Linked DNA regions of Mus musculus: all the other regions are linked to region 1. A link is a loop called in an ENCODE intact Hi-C map of the cell type or tissue named here. Cell type or tissue: heart. All regions are shown on one strand.

Region 1 (5,000 bases):
TACATATTTATAACAAAATTAATAAAAACAAAACAATATTAGTGCCCACATAGGGGAGGGGCACAGAGCTGACAGGACTGACTGAAAACAGAAGGGACGGCATTGGTGGAATCTGGCTTGTGTTTGGTGTTTAGTTTTGCATGTTTGAGACTTCCCTTAAGAAATGAAAGACCATAGTGGCACACGCCTTGAATCCCAGAGCTTGGGAGGCAGAGGCAGGTGGAGCTCTGTGAGTTCGAAGCCAGACAGGTCTATAGAGAGTTTCAGGACAGACAGGGCTACACAGAGAAACCCTGTCCTGAAAAGCCAAAAGAAAAAAAAGTGAAAGAGAAAAATCAATGCCCAGAGGTGGCTGCCGATTCTCAGGGAGAGTCACCGGCTCAGGTCAACACAATCCATCATGAAAGCCAGCAAGAGCCCCAGACGCCCCGAAGAGGAGTTGGGCCTCTCCTGCCTAGTGCACAGCCTTAGCCTAGAGTACCAGTTCAGGCCAGTGGGCTCCCTGGAGCTCAGCTGGACCCTGAGACCAAGGGGATGGCACAAGGTTGTGTCCAGAGGACACTGCAGGGGACTGTGTCACCTGTCATTGCTGGAGCACCCCTGAGAGGCTGTGCTCACTCACAGCACTCCGAGCCTGTATGTCACTCTTGAGGTCACAGCTGGAAAGAGCGCCCAAGGTCTTCTGGCGTTTGCCCTAGGCTCTTTCCAAAGTGGACCCCAAGCCAGATAGCTCATTCAGAACGTCTGGGTGGACAGTGGGGTGCCAAGCATCAGCCTAGGCAACAACTTCTCACTGGAGTTTGGAAGAGTAAGGGAGAGAGAAGGGAAGAAAGAGGGAGTGAAGAAGACAGGGAGGGGATGGGGGGAGGAGGAAGGGAAAGGAGAGGAGGAGGAGAGAGGAGGAGGAGGGAGGGAGGGGCTGTCTGAGACCCAGTCCTCAGCAGCTCAGGAACAATCAGACACTGTCTCTCTCCTCCACCCCCTGGGCTGCTGCTGGCTTTCATCACTGACCTCACCCAGAGGGCAGAGCGCTAGGGGGAGGCGGGGGGCAGGGGGCAGAGGAAGGTCATAGGTCAGCCTTTGCGTGCTGAGCTGGATCAGGAATAGAGCTACTTAGGGAATGGTTGGGGGCGGGGTGGGGGTGCTCCCGGGCCCCTCATGAGGCACATCCACCCCACTCTTGGTGTTGTCAGCTGATGGAAGGCAATGGTTGAGAACAGACAGTTGCCGTCCACTCTAAAATGGTGGGATCTGTAGCTCCTCCTTTAGCCAAACTGGCCAGCATGGAACATTGGCCAAGTACTGGCCACTGTGCTACCTGTTGGAGATGGAGAGTGATTTGAATAGGCGAGGCTCCAGGCTCTGGGAGCTTGCAATATGGTAGAAGGTAGACAGAAGAAACTGGTCAGTAAGCAAGCACACCCACTCACATGCACACACACACACACACACACACACACACACACTCACAAACTGCCACATGGCAACACACGGTAGCCCTCTGATCTCCTGGATTTATCTCATGTCAGCCCAAAAGGTGTTGGTGTGTATTTGCCACAGGGACTGTCTCAGGTCTCTGCCAGCTACCTCCTCACCAGCATCTCCAGCGTCTCCTCAAAGATCACGAGGATGGAACCAGTCTCCTTTTCTACCATGTTAACCCCGGAGATAGGGTATTTCCTTCCATCTTGCTGGTGCTCCCCCTTGCTCCAAAGAGTTCATCAGCAACAGGCTCCAACTGTTTCCTTCACTGTGTGTGCTCTTGGCTGGCCGGTCGGCTGGGGCTTGGTAAGTTCTCCATACATATTCATAAGATGAATTTAGGAATTAGTGAGTGGGTCAGACTCACCTGACTTCTTGACCTTCACAGTAGCCTTGAATGCCATGGGCGGGCACGGCAAAGAGTGAGGAGGGAGCAGCAGCTGAGGCAGGGAGGGTCAGGCACAGCCTGGCATTCAAGTGATCAGCCTCACTCATTGTCCAACACTGGGGACTCGGGCTCTGCCATCAGCCCTGACTCAGCAGGCAGTGACCCTGTCACGGCTATTTTGGCATCCTTAGGTGGTAGTACTGAAATTATCCACCAGGTGGCAGCAGGTCCTCAGGAAAAGGGTGTGTGAAGGCAGTGGTCTGGGGTTGGAGCTGATGCTGGGAACCACAGAGCCCAGGCCTGGAATGGGAGGGTGAATTATGGATGTGTTTTGTGAATGATCACTCTCACAGATATGGCAGAGGGTTCGTTGTTACTGCACAGGAAAACCATGTGGTCCAGCCATTTCAAAGGGCAGTGCTTAACACTGGTCTGTGACTCCAGTATTATGGAGGAAACTCTGGGCCACTGCTGCCGTCCCAGTCACCTCTCCTCCATGATGTCCCTCCCCCCCACCCTCTTCCTTAGGATCCCTGTGGTCACTCCATAGAGAACCATGTCAATATCTACAAGCATTTTACTGCAGGACAGATGCATGCTTGGCTCCGGGGCCGATCCAAGGGCAGGGCAGGGCTTTCTGCCTGCTGCAAAGACAAGTGCTCACTTTGCCATTAGAATCTTCTACCAGGGGCTTCTTTCCTCTCAGGTAAACAAAGGTCCCAACCTGCCCTCCCTGCTCAGCTGGAACCGGGTTCTGGGCTGGGTGCGCTGACACACAAGTGTCCCACGGTAAAGCATAGTGTGGGTCATAGTTCACACAGGCATTGGCTGCGTGCGAAGCGTCACAGTTTTCTCGGCTGTTTATCATGACACCGGAGGAGAGGTTCCTAGCATCTGTGGGATCTATGGGAATACCACAGATTAAAAAGTCAGTGAAGGAACCCAGGAAGGAGAGAGGCAGGGGAAGCATTTTATAGCATGTCAAGACATGATCTCTAAGCTGCTATTGTTCATCACCGTCATCTTACAGTACTGGCAATTACATCTAGGGCCTCACACACAGGTTAAGTAAGAGCTCTACCACTAAGTCACATTACCAGACTTTTTGTTTTGTTTTTTAGTTTTTTGAGACAGGGTTTCTCTTTATAGCCCTGGCTGTCTTGGAACTCACTTTGTAGACCAGGCTGGCCTTGAACTTAGAAATCTGCCTGCCTCTGCCTCCCAAGAGCTGGGATTAAAGGAGTGTGCCACCACACCCGGATTTTTTTTTTTTTTAAGATTTATTATGCATATCGCCTTCTGCCTGTATGTATGCCTACAGGCCAGAAGAGGGCACCAGATCTCATTATAGATGGTTATGTGCCACCATTTGGTTGCTGGGAATTGAACTCAGGACCTCTGGAAGAATAGCCAGTACTCTTAATCTCTGAGCCATCACTTCAGCCCACATTGCCAGACTTTTAAGCCCCATTATAAAGGGGAAGAAAGTCGGGAGATGGTGGCACACACCTTTAATCCCAGTATTCAGGAGGCAGGGGCAAAGTGGATCTCTGAGTTTGAAGCCAGCATGGTCTACAGCATGAGTTCCAGGACAGCCAGGGCTACACAGAGAAACCCTGTCTCAAAAAAGCCAGGGTTGAGGGCTTTCCAGAAGAACAAAAACATAGGTTAATCCCATAGAATTGACTCAGGGACACCATGAAGGGATGTTATAGGACGTGTAATATTTCACCAAATGATCAAGTAAAAAACCAACTGTTTCTGGGCTGGCGAGATGGTTTGGTGGTTAAGAGCAGTGACTGCTCTTCCGAAGGTCCTGAGTTCAGTTCCTAGCAACCACATGGTGGCTCACAACCACCTGTAATGAAATCTGATGCCCTCTTCTGGCCCATCTGAGTCTGAAGATTGCTACAATGTACTTATGTATAATAATAAATCTTAAAAAAAAAAAACCAAAAAACCCAACTGTTTCCAGAACTAAGAGAAAGAGACTGGTGAGCTGGAACTATCCGGGAAGGCTCACTGAGCCTGGTGGGGACCAACATGGGGAGAGCGGCATGTGCGTCCTGCACTTAACTAAAGAGAGGGGCCTAGGTCAGCTTGAGGGTTAGTGGCTTTTGGTTTGGGGGGGGGGATGTTGAGACAGAGTTTCTCTGTGTAGCCCTGGCTGTCCTGGAACTCACTCTGTAGACCAGGCTGGCCTCGAATTCAGAAATCTGCCCGCCTCTGCCTTCCAAGTACAGGGTTAAAGGCATGTGCCACCACCACCTGGCTGGGGAGCTTAGTGGTTTAAAGAACACTCCAACCCTGTTCTCTTACTCTTGACTTTTAACAAACACTTGCTGAATGAGACCATGCTCCTCATTTTGTTCCACGGGAACTTGAGCCTTAGAGGTAGCTGGTGACCAGCTTCAAATTCCATGGTACAAAATGGCAGAGCCTGAGTATGAACTAGGGTTTTTTTGGGGGGGAGCTGAGGAAGCCATGAGTTGGGTCCCCAGTTCCACAAACAACACTGGGGAGATGGAAGGCAGGAAACCAGCTTATGTACAGTGAACTCGGGCTACATGAGATGCTATCTTGAAATCCAAACACATCGGCTGCAAAAAGAGCTTGAAGAGAATCACTCCTGCCTCGGACCATGGCAGCGAAGGGGTGGTGCTTCTCAGAGCCCCTTCCCCACCTGCACAGATTAATCTGTGGTGCTTCTTCTGCCTCACAGGTGAAGATGAGCCAGGGTCTCTGTACTGGCTGGTTTTGTGTGTCAACTTGACACAGGCTGGAGTTATCACAGAGAAAGGAGCCTCAGTTGAGGAAATGCCATGAGATCCAGCTGTAAGGCATTTTCTGAATTAGTGATCAAGGGTGGGAGGGCCCACTGTGGGTGGTGCCATCCCTGGGCTGGTAGTCCTGGGTTCTATAAGCAAGCAAGCTGAGCAAGCCAGGGGAAGCAAGCCAGTAAGAAACATCCCTCCATGGCCTCTGCATCCACACCTTCCTGCCCTGTGTGTTCTTGTCCTGACTTCCTTTGGTGATGAACAGCAACGTGGAAGTGTAAGCTGAATAAACCCTTTCTTCCCCAACTTGCTCCTTGGTCATGTTTTGTGCAGGAATAGAAACCCTGACTGAG
Region 2 (5,000 bases), 380 kb after region 1:
AAGGTGACAGACACCAAGCCAAGTCCAATAAGCGACCAAAAAATTACCACAGAAAGGGCGCGGAGAGGAAAGCTTTCTCAACGCGTCGAGTTTTCCTCAGATTTTTCCCGCGCTTCCTCTTTCCGCCACTCACCCCGACTCGAACCCACAGCCTCCCCGAGAATTTTCAAGGCGACACCCGCTCCGGCTTTCCCGTCCGGTCCAGAATTCTAACGCCGACCCAGAACGCGGAGGCCGGCAGCCCGCCCTGTCGTCGAACAGCTCCGGGCTTGGCGCCAAATGAGGGCCGCGGGAGCAAGCCCCCTTGATGGGCGGGGCCTGGGGCTGTAGGCGGGGCTCGGGCTGTAGGCGGGGCCCAGTGTGTGTGGGCGGGGCTCAGGTTGTGGGGGTGGGGCTCGAGGTTAGCTAGAGAACCTGAGCAGGCAAGGAAAGGCTCCCTGCGGGTCATCGGTAAATGTAGCACAAAGGAGAGCGGAGGGTGGGGCAGGGGCCCTAGTGAGGGCTGCTGGGAGGATGCGGGAGTGGGGGGTCTTCGGGTCTCCGAGGTTAGCGAGGGCAGTGGTGGAACATGGACTCTGAGGAGAGAGGTTTGGGTATGAGAAGAGAGTCTGGGCATCCCTTGGGCGAAGGGAGTTGCTGAGTCACGGGGAGAGCCTTGGCCGCTGACAAGGACAGGAGATGACGACCTTGGACTGTGAGGAGGTCGAACATGGGGGTCCCTTTCCTCCTGCCTGGGGCCGCTTTCACTCCAAGGTTTTCATACCTAGCTGGGTAACCCAGCCTTCCCATCCCCCCTTCTCTCCTGACTCTGCATTTGCGGTCCTCTCTTCTGGGATGGAGAGTAATTTTTTTTTTCTCCCTAACGTGGTTCTAAATGGTCTACAGAAACACACGAGGTTTTAGTTCTGTTTATAGAAACCCCGGGCCAGCCATGATGCCAGCAAGGCCTCTCTCTAAACTGTTTCCTTTTCCCCTTAGATGGAAACTGACAGTTCAGAGTCATGAAAAACTTGAAAGACCACCTGCAGAGGTTGCTTTAAGTGTCTTAGATGACCCACCAATACGGGCGACCTCTATATTCTTTTTGAACCTTTTAAATGGAATAAATTCCAAAACAGTTGACATTTTGAAGGACAGACCTATCTCCCGTGGATAGTTTTTTAAAAGGCTATAGCTTTTCAAAATGCTTACTTTACAGAATCATTGCCCGTCTTCTCGAATGGAAATTGTTCACTTGAAAAGGAACCCAAGGCGAGTGTGGTGGCGCACTCGGGAGGCAGAGGCAGGCAGATTTCTGAGTTTGAGGCCAGCCTGGTCTACAAAGTGAGTTCCAGGACAGCCAGGGCTACACAGAAACACTGTCTCGAAAAACCAAAAAAGAAACCCAATAGCGATGGCAGGCTCTCCTTCTGAATCCACCGAAAATACAGTAACTTTTGAGCAACTCGCTAGAAGACATCAACAGTATACCGGAGAGCTACCAAAGAGCGCAGCAAGACGATTTAGGGAAATCTAACATATGTCGTTTGCTGTAGTGACAGCTGGGAGCAAGAAATGCTCATAATATTTGAAGGTTGTGTGCAGTACACTCAAAGGAAGAAACTGAAATGAGCTCGGTAATGACAAATTCATGAAGTGAAGAGAAAGGCTTGTTAGGATAGCATACCGATGGTTCCGTGCAACTTTTTAAACGTTTAAAAACAGCCACAAACAGGGAGTGAAAAAAAAATGCAACTTCTCGTCCAATCAGGAAAAAAAAATTCTGTAACAATTCTGAGTATTGTGAAGTGGCAGTTTCAAGTTGACGAAGGAAATGAGTGAATGGTGTTGGAGCGACTGGGTAGCCATCTGCAGGGAAATAAAACTGGAAGCCAACTTCACACCTTACGCCAAAATAACTTCTAGATGGATCAAACCGAACATAAGAAAAGCCTGAGAAGAAAACATGTGGCCATCTATTTTTACTTAAGAATGTTTTCTTTTTAAGATTTATTTATTTTATGTATGTGAGTACACTGTCGCTGTCTTCAGACATACCAGAAGAGGGCATCCAGATCCCAAGACATTCTTAAGGGGGCTGGAGAATTGACTCAGTGGTTAAGAGCACTAACTACTCTTCCTAAACGTCCTGAGTTCAATTCCCTGCAACCACATGGTGGCTCACAACCATCTGTCATGGGATTTGATGCCCTCTTCTGGTGTGTCTGAAGACAATGACAGGACAGTGTACTCACATACATACAATAAACAAATCTTTAAAAAAGAAAAAGAAATTAAAAAAAAAAGAATGTCTTTTAATCTATTGTGTTTTACTTCTTATGTATGAATGTTTTGCCTGCATGTACGTACATCATGTGAGTGTCTGGTGCCAGTGAAGGTCAGAAGAGGGTGTCAGATCCACTAGAACTAGAGTGACAGATGGCTGTGAGCCACTGTGTGGGGGCCAAGGATCGAATCTAGGTCTCCTGCAAGCGTAGAGCATAGCACAAAATTCAAAAGCCATAGAAGACTGATAAGATTATGTGTATGTGCGTTTGCCTGCATGTATACATGTGTACCACGTGTGTTGGCAACTTTCAGGCCAGAAGAGAGCATCAGATCCCCCAGAGCTAGAATTACAGGTAGTGAGGAGGTGCTCTCAACCATGGACAAGAGCCTCCTCTCCAAGCTCCTGATAAGACTATATTTAAAAAAGAAAAACATCAATCCCAGCACTTGAGAGGCAGAAAGAGGTAGGAAGATATCTGAGTTCAAGGCCACCTGGTCTACAGAGTGAGTTCCAGGACAGCCAGGGCTACACAGAGAACCCCTGTCTCAAAAAACATAGATAGATAGATAGATAGATAGATAGATAGATAGATAGATAGATAGATAGATAGATAGAAAAAGAAGTTCTGCATGGCAAGTGCTATTTTCCTATTTAAGACATTGAAAACATAGTAAGCCACTTTTGTGTTAGTTACTGCCAGATAATATGGCTTATTTTTTGCGGAGGGACTTCAGGAATGACCCAATTTTCATATACTGGGGAGAGGAGTCATATATTCTAAAGACTTAGTAAAACAGTCATTGGGGTTCAAAGGACCTGAGTTTTAAACCACTGCACTGTACTGCCCCTCTGTGGACAACCACCTTATAGCGAAATCTAGGCTCCTGGTCCCACTGGGGATCTGGGGAATTATCACACCAGCTGTCTGTGAATGTATATCCTTGGAATTTCAAGGGCACAAATTTGAGAACTACTTTGATAGAGAATTAAGAAAGTTTCATCACACATGCAACCCCACCCAGATCATTTGCCAGACAGATCTTTCCTTAAGACATTGATTGCATTTAGAAAGTGGGCATTGATTCCCAACTGTGTGCCAACTCCTGCACTAGATCTGCCATGGTAGAGATTCAAGGACAAGGCACCAGTGCTATTGAGGGCTGAGGTGAGAGAACACAGACAGTCGCAACGCTGCTGTGGGACATAACTCTTGAGTCTGCCTCTCCCTTTGCATAATTTTCCACAAATAGTTTCATCTTGAACTTAGGACTATAAAGCAGTTTTTAGAAACCAAACAGTGATTCACTTTGGCGAGAGATTTAGAAACGTGTCTTCCCTGAGGCCGGGTGCTCATACACAAAAAAGCTGTCCAAAACCGTTCTCTTACTGCAGGCACTGGTGAGCCGGTGCTGAGATGCTCTGCAACAGTGGCTCTCAGCCTTCCTAATGCTGTGCCCATTTTAGCCCAGTGCCTCAGGCTGTGGTGCCCCCAGCCAGAAAATGTTGTTGCTACTGCATAATTGTAATTTTGCTGTTATGAATTGTAATGTAAATATGTTTGGAGATAAATTGTTGCCAAAGGGGCCTTGACACACAGGTTGAGAATTACTGTTCTAGATAACATTCTGTTCTTAGATTCAGTCTAGACATACATACACATGCACAAACATACACACACACACACAGGCTGTATACCCCCTTAATTAATAATTTGCTTCCACTAGTGTGTTTTATGTTTTTCTTTTCTTCCTCTTTTTTCTTTCCCCTTTCTTTCTTCTTTCTTTCTTTCTTTCTTTCTTTCTTTCTTTCTTTCTTTCTTTCTTGCTTGCTTGCTTGCTTGCTTGCTTGCTTGCTTGTTTGCTTGCTTGCTTTCTTGCTTTCTTTTTGAGACAGAGTCTCACTATGTAGACTTGGCTCTCCTGGAAATCACAAAGATCTACCGGCCTCTACTTCCTGAATTCTTGTATCAAAGGTCTACAGTACCATGTCCACAATATTGTATATTTGGAAAGTGGAAATCTGTGGCCAAATGTGGTCCAAACATATGAAAGAAAAATGTTTTTCTCATGTTCTGTTGTGTGACCTCTCACAGGATGAAGTTGGAACTTCCAAAAACACAGAGAGAACCGTGTCCCTCTGTGTTAACCTTTCCCTTTTTATTTTTGTTTTTTGAGGCAGGGTTTCTCTGTGTAGCCCTGGCTGTCCTGGAACTCACTCTGTAACTGAGGCTGACCTTGAACTCAGAGATCCTCCTTTCTCTGCCTCCCAAGTGCTGGGATCATAGGTGTGCACAAGGATGTGAGTTCAGTCCCTGCCACACCCACTCCAGTGGAGTTTGCATGACAAGTCCAAAAGCTTGGCTGCAGTCCTGAAGCACAAAGTTTCACAGAAACTGGTCTCCTGGAGCATCTTTAGCATAACATACAGATGTGGCCCAGATAGGTCCTTGCGATAGTCGGTGTAGGATTTAGAGTGCTTGCTTTCAGTATTGTTTTATTAAATAAGTGCCTCCAAGGAATGATTTGACAAATAGCAAAGTTAGATTGGCCTCCACCAGTGTTCCAACAGCCTAGGCAATCATTGAGCCAACCTTGAGCTTTGAATTTCATGAGAATGCTACTCATTCACACGAAAAGCCTCCAGTGTTGATAGAGAGATAGTAAGAGAAAGCAGGCATTGTAGTTTACTGGATTAGAGTAGAAATCTCAGGACAAGTTCTACAAAATTAACT
Region 3 (5,000 bases), 430 kb after region 1:
ACCAAGGTGCTGATCATCAGGCTGGAGCCCAGTTCTACTTCCATAATCCTCTGATTCACCTGGCTCATGGAGCCAATGATGCATGCTGAGAGACAGACAGGCTGCTAAGGAAATCTGACCAGTCCTACCATGCCCGTTACCGCTCCTCCTTTTGCTTTTTCAGGTCTTTGCCTCAGGATCTCCCCGGACACTGGGAGTCTCAGAATCCTGTCGCTCAAGCAGGTTCACTCTCCCGTTCATCACCCTCAAGTGTTCTTACCATGGGGAGAGCATTTGGGAAGTGAAGGTGCCAAGAGGGACATGCACCATAGATAGGACCAAATGGAGTGCGGCACTAGGAGGAGACCCAAGAGAGAAGGACCCTTTGCAGACTGGGATGAGATCACATTAGATGGTGTCTTAGGAGGCTTTGAAGGTGCACGTGCACAGTGAGAGGCAGAGCGGACGGGGCTGTTTGCCTGGTGGGAGCATGGCTTAAGGTCTGGGCTTATTTATAACTTGAGAGGGTTATTGGCTGACAGACTCTGAGGTGGGGACCTGTGATGCAGGGATACAGCACACCTTTAAAAATCCAGCACTCAAGAGGGAGAGGCAAGCAGATCTCTGAATTCAAGGTGAACCTGGTCTACAGAGCGAGTTCCAGGACAGCCAGGGTTACACAGAGAAACCCTGTCGCAAAAATAAACAAAAACAAACCAAAACAATAAAACCTCAAGGCAAACAACGCTTCAAATCAAGACAATCCTTTTGAGGGTAGAAAGGCCTTAAATATGCAGAGGAAAGGACCCTGCTCTGTAGAGTGGGCTCACAGATGACTTATATGAACTATAAGCACTCATTGTAGCGCGTGTCCTGGTTGGGTATTCTTGGTCTGGCTGTGGGCAACAGCTTTAGAAGGATACTGGGTGGACTCCCCTGCATCCGCTTTCTCAAGGCATCCTCCAGCACTGTCCGAACGTTGGCGGAGACCACCAGGCGCTCGTCCAATGGAATTATTGGTAAGGCATTGACGTTGATAATGTCCATTGTCTTGACAGCTATCCTTCACTGACCAATTTCTTGTAAACCGGCAGACAAAAAGTTTTCTCTCTCTCTCTGCTCCAGTCTTGCTCGTTATCCAATCAGCCTGCTGGGAAACACAAAGGGCATAAAACTGTCTTTAAAAACAACAGCCTGCTGATCTGGACTCTAAGGGGCCAAATGCAATCTTGTAGGAGGAACGGCTGTTGTTTGGAAACTCTCTTATTGTTTTTCCAAGCTGATGCAAGCTATTTATTCAAAGTTATCTGTTTTCCAAGGTAGCCTTCCTCTCAACAGCCTGTCAGAACCGCATCCTTGACATCTTCGAGGATTGTGACCATGTAATCTTCACCTTTGATATCTCACAATTCCTTTAAATATATGTATATGATGCCTGTGGAGAACAGCACTGGTGAGCTCCTTCTGGAACTTTCTACCTTATTTTTAGAGATGGGATTTTTTTTTTTTCGAGACAGGGTTTCTCTGTGTAGCCCTGGATGTCCTGGAACTCACTCTGTAGACCAGGCTAGCCTTGAACTCAGCAATCGGCCAGCCTCTGCCTCCCAAGTGCTGGGATTAAAGGCGTGCGCCGGCGCCCCCGCCGCCACCACCACCCATCGAGATGGGATTTTCTATTCAACCCTTTTAGCCTGACTTGCCAGACGACTCCTAGATCTCACCTGTCCCTGCCCCAATGCTGGGGCAACAGTGACGGGTGGGCGTGTATGACCTTGTTATCAAGATACAGGGTCTCTTAGTGCGGGCCTGCTGGCCTCCAACTCAGAGATCTGCTTTACAACTGTACCCAAAAAAGGAAAGAAAAAAAAAAAAACCACATACCTAATTTTGGTAGAATGAATTTAACACAATGATACCTTGAGTAGTCACTTTGTCACTGATAATGATTGTGTGAGCCAGTGCTGAGTCTTCAGTGGCTGAAAGTAGAGGCCATTGAGCAAACAGATTGGGCACCTATACACTGCCACTTCCCACTGTATACTGCCCCATGTGGTCATGTGTGGTGCTGCACCCTTTTAATCCCAGCACTCAAATGGGGAAGTGGGGTGGGGTAGGGGTATGGTGGGGGGGGATGAGGCAGAAAAATCACTGAGTTCAGGGCCAAGGCCAGCCTGATCTATATAGTGAGTTCCAGGCCAGTCAGAGCTACAAAGTGAGACTTGTGGATTTGTTTAATGCTTGTATATGGGTTCCCAAATTGCACAACAATCTGGCATGTGAGATGCTGAGGGTCCCTGCCCCCAGCTGGTTCTATTCGGTAAAGTTGCCAGTGGCCAATGGCTGTGCAGGAAGACAGAGGCAGGACTTTAGGATTTGAGGGCAAGGGGACTGAAGAAGGATTGAGAATCACCACAGCAGGAAAGGAAGAGGATGCAGGCTTGAGAGCTACGGAAGACAGAGCACCTGCCATGTAAGAGCTGGGGAAGAGCGGCGGAGCAACCCCACCACTAACTAGGTCTGGGTAGCAAAGATGGAGTATAGTAAGTAATAAATAATTCAAGAGTATTGGAGGGGAGGTGTTAGCAACGTGGAAGTTTGGGAGTGGCCCAACCACTGAGGTGATTTATGTATATTAAATATAAGGCTCTGTGTGTGTGTGTGTGTGTGTGTGTGTGTGTGTGTGTCTTTCACTTGAGAATCCAAAGCATTTGGGTGGGCAGCAAGGAACTTGAGCAGCCACTGCCGGAGAGATTAGGGCAGATTAATCAAATACAGCAACAGAGATCCCATCTCAAAAGTAAATCAATAAATACCGAAGGCTACCACGCTAATTTGTTTCTTTAAGCAGTCAACAGCAGGGCTACAGAAATGACTCTGTGGGTGAGAGTGCTTACTTCTCTTGCAGATGACCTGAATTTGGCTCTGAGCATCCATGCCAGGAGGCTCATAAGCGCCTCTAACTCCAGCTCCAGGGCAGCTGATGCCCCCTTCTGGCCTTTGGAGGTATTGCACTCAACATGTATAAATAAATATGCACACATATACACTTAATTTAAACTTAACATTTTTAAAATTGTCTTTGAGCATTAAAAGAAAAAGCATTCAAAGCAGGTAACCTTGATTCCTGCGATTCACATGGTACAGGTGAGAAGAGACATCCACAAATTGTCCTCTGGCTTCCACTGGGGCACACACACTAAATACACAATGACTAAATAAATGTAATTTAAAATTAAAAAAAACAAAAACAAGCAGCAGATGTCTGGAAAGACGGCTCAGGGTTAGGAGTGTTTGATGCTCTTACAGAGAACTTGAGTTTGGGTCCTAGCACCTAGGCTGGGCCGCTCATACCAACCTGTAACTCCAGGGATTTGGTGCCCTCTTCTGGCCTCTGCATGTGGGCATGTGCCCCCCTCATACATAAGAATCAAATCAATCTTTAAGAAAACCCAGTAAGCAGATATGTATTTATATTTGCCTTAACTTTCAAAATCTAAGGATATAAGCTATCTTTTGTTGTTTACTAAGATTTATTTATTTTATATATGCGACTACACTGTCACTGTCTTTAGACACACCAGAAGAGGGCATCGGATCCCATTACAGATGGTTGTGAGCCACCATGTGGTTGCCGGGAATTGAATTCAGGACCTCTGGAAGGGCAGTCAATGCTCTTAACCTCAGCCATCTCTCCAGCTCTTGTTATTTTTTGAGACAGGGTTTATAATCCCTGGCTGGCCTAAAACTCACAGAGCTCCATCTGTCTCTGCCTCCCTAGTGCTGGGATCAAAGGCGTGTGCCTCCACCTCTGGGCTGTCTTTTTTTTTTTTTTAAGTTAGAAACTTAATACATTTTCCACTCTACAAAATAACAGTCTTCACGGCAAATTTGTTGTTTGTTTGTTTTTTTTTTTTTTTGAGACAGGGTTTCTCTGTATAGCCCTGGCTGTCCTGGAGCTCACTTTGTAGACCAGGCTGGCCTCAAACTCAGAAATCCGCCTGCCTCTGCCTCCCGAGTGCTGGGATTAAAGGCATGCGCCACCACACCCAGCGGCAAATTTGTTGTTATAAACTTCCTAAGTGTGTACTGCTTCTTCAGTTTTCAAAGTAGAGTCATAAAGTAGAAAAGAGAGTGGGTCAAGGAGAGAGATGATTCCAGAACCAATCCCCTTCTCATCGGTCTTCCATGTTTCACCTGTGTCCCAGTCACAGCTTGGCTGTACTTCTAGAACTTGTATGAAGAGTCTTCAATTGCTTTGGTAGAAAAATCACTTAAATAACTAGTTTGCATCCATTTCTGACATTACTAAATCATTAGAAAGGTCACTTGAGGACCTGGAGAGATGGCTCGGCAGTTAAGAGCACATATTGTTCTTACAGAGGACACAAGTTCAATTCCCAGTACTGATGTCAGACAGATCATGAATTTCTGCAACGCAGCCAGGAGTTCTGACCCCTTCTTCTGGCCTCTGAGGACCCCTGTACTTGCATCCACGTGCTCACACACATACATTGACATATAATTTTTTTTACATGTTTAAAAGTCTATTTTAAACTACTGATCTTCCACTCCCTCTTTTGTATACACTTACTCATTGAGACTCTAGCTCCCAGCTGGCCAGAGGACTGTTCCAGAGGTCCTCAAGGGGGAGCCTGGCAGGGACCAGCTGGGCAATTCCTGAGGACTGCAGGCATCAGGCTTCTTCCCAGGACAAGGGAGATTTCTGGCTAAGCCTGCACCTTTTCTTGGACAGAAGGCAGGAAGCTCCTCCTCCTCCTCCTCCCTCCTTCTTCTTTTTTTAAAAAAAGATTTGTTTGTTTATTTATTTAATGTATGTGAGTACACTGTCACTCTCTTCAGACACACCAGAAGAGAGCATCGCATCCCATTACAGATGGTTGTGAGCCACCATGTGGCTGCTGGGACTTGAACTCAGGACCTCTGGAAGAGCAGTCAGTGCTCTTAACCACTTCTCCAGCCCTGGAAAGCTTATTCTTAACAGGATTTCAAATTGCATGTAA
Region 4 (5,000 bases), 440 kb after region 1:
GTTGGACTCCCCAGAGGGTGAGCAACAGGGTTGGTTGGGAACCAAGTGCAAACCTTTAATTTTCTTGGCCCATAGTCTTCTATGAGAGAGCTTCCCTAAAGAACCCTAGGATACCTTGAACGGTGTGTGTATGTGTGTGTGTTTAAAAAAAAAAATCTGTGAAGGGGACTAGAGAAAAGGCTCAGTGAATGTGGGTACTTGCTGCTCAAGTGTGAGACCATGGATTCAAGTCCCCAACATCTCAGTTAAAAGCCTACCACAAGCCGGCGCGTGGTGGCACACGCCTTTAATCCCAGCACTCGGGAGGCAGAGGCAGGCGGATTTCTGAGTTCGAGGCCAGCCTGGTCTACAAAGTGAAGTTCCAGGACAGCCAGGGCTACACAGAGAAACCCTATCTCGAAAAACCAAAAAAAAAAAAAAAAAAAAAGCCTGCTACAAGCTCGGACCCCTGCAATGCTAACACTGTTGGTGGCGGAGACAGGATTGCTTGTGCTCGCTGGCCGCCAGTCTAGCTCCAGGTTCAGTGAGAGACCCCATCTAAAGGGAATGCAACAGGACACCTGACGTCCCCCCTCCAGACTCCGAATCTGCACACAAATATTAATAAAGTGGATACACACACACACACCTACCTGCACATATGCATGCATTCAGCACATAAACACATAATTGGAAAAAAAAATGTACCATGAAGCCTTGTGGTTTTATGACTTCTCTCTACTTGTTTTATTTAAAAAGCTGACCTCTTCCCCGAGCCTAAGTGATGTTACTGATTTTATGAGCATTGCAGGACGTTGTGCTGTGACTAAAGCTAGTGTGCCGGTGAGTGTCGTGATACTTATCGAGACTGTGATAAGTACCGCTCTGCATCCGGGAGTGAAATCCGGGTGTCGCTTCATGGCTTTAGGATGCCATCCAGGCTGAAGTTCCCGTACTTGGTGATGTTCTTACTGGCCAACGGGAATGGTAGAAATTTCCTCCCTGGCTCCACACTGTGATGCTGGCGAGGCCAACTCGTGACAGAGTTGCCTGAGGTTAGCATCACTGTGAAGCCACACAAACTTTGGTTCCAATGCCCGTTCCCACCAAAGACCTTGGCTTTCCAAATGGGGTGACTAGGAGAGGCATGTCGAGGGGCAGTTGTGAGTGAAATGGGTTTATGCAAAGGCCTTAGCCTATACTGCCTGGCACATAAGAAGCACCCAGCACATGGAAGCTCCTTCCAGAACTATTAGGACCTCAAGCCTTCTTTTGCTGTTCTGTATAAATGGATAACTCTTCCCAGTAGGTACTGCGGTAATTGGCAATCATCAAGGTGTAAGATGTTCTAATGGATAGAGAACAGTGAAATGAGGTCGCTGATCTGTTTGACTTTAGGAGACGGAAGTGCTGGTGTTTTCTCGCTGGGTCAGGAAGGAGAAGGAAGTGCTGGCGTTTCCTCACTGAGTTAGGGATGCCTCTCTTTGGCAGCATATTCAGCCCAAAGAAGACCCCTCCTCGGAAGTCGGCCTCTCTCTCCAACCTACATTCTGTGAGTGCAGACTGGGTGGCGGGAGTGGTCTCTGGGTGGAGAGGTGACTCTGTGGGAAGGCATCCTCGGGGTTTATATTATTAGTCAAGACTGAATTCCTGCATGGGAACTACTACTGGAGTTTATTCAAGAACCTACTATGACAGGCAGCCTCCTTGTGATAGGGTCCCAGGTGGTGGTATCCAGTCTGGCTTGCATTTTAGTTCAGATAATTCATTTCAGTCATGTTTAAAGATCAAATCCAAGCTGGGTGTAGCGGTATACCTCTACTCTCAGCAATCAAGAGGTAGAGGCTGGGGGATCTCTGTGAGTTCAGGGCTAGCCTGGTCTATAGAGTTCCAGGGCATCCAGGGTTCAGAGAGAGACTCTGTCTCCAAAAGTAAAATAAAATAAGGTCAAGTTCGGGGCCTTGAGAGATGGCTCAGCCAAAAAGGGTACTTGTTGCTCTTGCAGAGGACCTGGGTTGGGTTCCCAGCCCGGACAAGGATGGCTCACAACCATCTGTAGCTACTGTCCCAGGGGATCCACCGCCCTCTGCTGGCCTCTACTGGCACTGCACTTACAAGGTTCACAACATACATGATGGCAGAGCACTCCTACACATAGAAGAAAAATAAATCCGCAGTTGTTTTGAGAATGGAGTCTCTGTGTAACCCTGGCTGTCCTGGAACTTGCTATGTAGACCAAGATGGCTTCAAACTCACAGAGATCTGCCTGTTCCTGCCTCGGGAGTGTTGGGATTAATGGTGTACACCCACATACACTGCCCCCCCCAAAAAAAAAAATCAAGTTTATTTCGGAGATTCACAAAAGATGTTGACTTGTCACCGTTAGTGACACTTGAAAGGATAATAACAGTTCTGAAAGAGGGGGTCCAAAAACATCTGGGGCCATGACAGCACTGGGACAAAGGTAACTTTCCAAAGGCAACATGGAGCCCCCCTGAATGCAGGGCCTGCGCTTAGAAAATACATAATAAAGCCATTCCTAGTTATGAGATGTAGATACACACAGGTCCATTCCTAGCTATGAGATGTAGATACACACAGGTCCACGCACACAGGCCTTTCAGCATCTGTGACCACAAATCTGGTCCTTCGTTCCCACCATATTCCTGCCCTTACATCTGGGTGCTACTGCTGTGTCTTTCACACCAAGAGATGATAGACCCTCGTCTCTTTGTCCCTTTCCCACGTGACATTTGTGCAGATGAGCCAAGTCTTTACAAGTCTGTGGGTTAGGTAGCAAGCATCACCCCAGCTCTAAAGGCCATGAGTCCATTGCCTCTAGTCCCCAGTTAGGATCATGACGGCAGCCCCTCTAAGGCCAGGGATAAACAGTGTGGGATCCTAGTTCTCCATGCCTTGGACTTCAAGCCTCCTTCCAGACACCGACGACAGAGATGCACTTGGTACTCTCACTGGGACAACCCTTGTCCTTAAAGGCAGCAGCGTGCTTCTAACGCTACTGTCTGAGAGTGACTGGAAGCTCACCCTCCCTGCAGTATTTGCAGGACATCACAGGCAAGTGCTGGGATAAGGAAACACAAAACATGGTGCACAGAGTCCTTTTAAGATGTGTGTATTTATTATGTGTGCAGCATTCTGCCATCAGGTCAGAAGAAGGCACCAGACCTCATCATAGATGAGTGTGAGCCACCATGTGGTGGCTGGATATGAACTCAGGACCTTTGGAAGAGCTGCCAGTGCTTTTAGCCTCTGAGCCATCTCTCTATCCCCCAGGGGGCTCAACAGCATCCTGTTATTCCAGGACAGTGGCTCAGGTCCTGAGGAAGGCACATAAGGTACCTCATAGCCGTGTCTTCTGTGCACCTTTTGCTTGGGCCACCCATCCTTACAAGAGCCTGTAAGGCTATGCCTGCTGCTCTATGCCTGTTGCTTTGCCTGCCCAGAGGCATCTTCTCTAGTCATCAATTTCATAGCAGCCAATTGATAACTTTGTGTATCCACCAACCTTTTAGGTGCTGAGTAAGGAAAAGAGGGACCTGGCTTGGTGGTACAGGTCTATAATTCCAGCTGCTTGGGAGGCTGAGCCAGGATTACAAGTTCAAGGCCAGCCGGGACACCACAAGACCCTCTGAAAATTGATAGTATATTTAAAAAAGGAGTTTCTGGAGAAGGAGGAGATGAGTCAGGGGAGGGATGTGAGGGCCTAAGTTTAATCCCCAGAACACTTTTAAAATCTGGGCGTGGGCTGAAAAGACAGCTCAGTGGTTAATAGCACTTGCAGTTCTTGAAGAGGACGCAGGTCAGATTCCCAGCACCGACTTGGTGCTTCACAACCATCCATGACTCCAGGACCAGGAACCTAGTGTCTCCTGAGCTCCACAGACACCGGACATGCATGCGGTGTACACACACACACACACACACACACACACACACAGACACCGGACATGCATGCGGTGTACACACACACACACACACACACACACACACACACTCACACACACACACACACACACACACACTCACACACACACATACACACACACACACAAACCTAATTTTAAAAAAATCTAATAAAATAAAACTCTGGGTACTGTGGCACATGAGTGGGGGGCAGTGCATAGGAAGAAGACACCAGGCTGAGGACAAGAGGCTCTTGGGACTCACTGGCCGGCCAGCCAGCCACCCTACTTCATGAGCTTCAAGACAGTGAAAGCCCCTCACCATAGGTGCTGAAGAAGGGGCCGGGTGGGGGCGGGGTGACTGGGAAGAAGGTGGTTACTATGGAAAATGCAGAGGGGAGGGAAAAAGAGACCCTACCTATAGCGCAACCCTACCTACAGCACGCCTTTGTTTGAAAATATCATCATGAGAGCTAATACCTATATGCTGACTTCTTTATTGTTGTGGGGGGCAGAGTTGAGACAGGGTCTCTCCATGTAGCCCTAGATGTCCCGCTCCTTCATCTGTAGATTGAACTGACCTTGAACTCACGGAGATCGACTTGCCTCTGCCTCCTGAGTATTGGGGCTAGAGATGTGTGGCGACCATTCCTAGCCTGAAATTGTTTTCAAACTGTAGATAGTACCTGAGGAATGACAGCCGAGCTTGTCCTCTGGCCTCCACACATGTGTGTAAACATTCACCTGCACACACATGAACACTTATGTACACACACACACACACACACACACACACACACAGTAAGAGATATATGTCCGTGGAAGTATATTCAAGTCCCAAGGTTCAAGCCCCAGAAACAGAAACAGAAAAAAAAAAGAGGAGGCGAGGGGCCAGGGAGAACCAAATCCCAGCATCTGTTGCGTGGGTAGACATTTTAACAAGGAGAGTGATGTGGAAAGAGAGTTGTCACTTTAAATAGGGTGCTCAAGGGAGTCCTAACCAAGCAAAGGACATTTTAGCATACACTTGAAGGAGTTCGTCCCTGTCTTTTTCTATCTCTTTCTATCCACACATGCACACACACACACACACACGCA

Evidence for each region. Peaks named below come from ENCODE experiments on the same cell type or tissue, not always from the same donor. Only the 100,000 strongest peaks of a DNase experiment are listed, where the experiment ranks them.
Region 2: a loop joins it to region 1, with 7 times the contacts of the local background. A loop is called at or near these places in 5 of 42 quality-filtered maps.
Region 3: it touches region 1 in a loop (3-fold over the local background); 14 of 42 quality-filtered maps call a loop at or near these places.
Region 4: it touches region 1 in a loop (3-fold over the local background); 12 of 42 quality-filtered maps call a loop at or near these places.

Annotation. Positions count from the first base shown.
Region 1 is chr15:79,222,825-79,227,824 of GRCm38, forward strand. Gm52189 (a long non-coding RNA gene) reads right to left here and starts at 1,665. Exons shown (of 2, transcript XR_003951548.1): 1 at 1,596-1,665. Gm30527 (a long non-coding RNA gene) reads right to left here. Exons shown (of 2, transcript XR_384244.3): 2 at 2,430-2,773. RefSeq lists an enhancer at 611-1,276. In heart, CTCF peaks have their summits at 2,085 (motif pointing right) and 3,198 (motif pointing right); a DNase peak (open chromatin) is centred at 2,077; H3K27ac peaks cover 1,165 bases.
Region 2 is chr15:79,604,829-79,609,828 of GRCm38, forward strand. Dmc1 (DNA meiotic recombinase 1) reads right to left here and starts at 281. Exons shown (of 14, transcript NM_010059.3): 1 at 134-281. Fam227a (family with sequence similarity 227, member A) reads right to left here. Exons shown (of 18, transcript NM_029407.1): 18 at 4,748-5,000. In heart, a CTCF peak has its summit at 3,122; a DNase peak (open chromatin) is centred at 443; H3K4me3 peaks cover 838 bases; H3K27ac peaks cover 771 bases; H3K27me3 peaks cover 555 bases.
Region 3 is chr15:79,648,735-79,653,734 of GRCm38, forward strand. Fam227a (family with sequence similarity 227, member A) reads right to left here. Exons shown (of 18, transcript NM_029407.1): 2 at 903-1,126; 3 at 3-97. The coding sequence starts at 1,026. Among named protein-coding and RNA genes, the nearest start is that of Fam227a, 7.7 kb to the right of the region's middle. In heart, CTCF peaks have their summits at 2,028, 2,239 (motif pointing left) and 2,967 (motif pointing left); no DNase peak of the experiment used is centred here.
Region 4 is chr15:79,659,994-79,664,993 of GRCm38, forward strand. Cby1 (chibby family member 1, beta catenin antagonist) reads left to right here. Exons shown (of 5, transcript NM_028634.3): 2 at 1,378-1,531. The coding sequence starts at 1,454. It overlaps Gm30877 (a long non-coding RNA gene), which reads right to left. Exons shown (of 3, transcript XR_384249.3): 3 at 3,097-5,000. Among named protein-coding and RNA genes, the nearest start is that of Cby1, 3.3 kb to the left of the region's middle. In heart, a CTCF peak has its summit at 2,069 (motif pointing left); no DNase peak of the experiment used is centred here; H3K4me3 peaks cover 198 bases.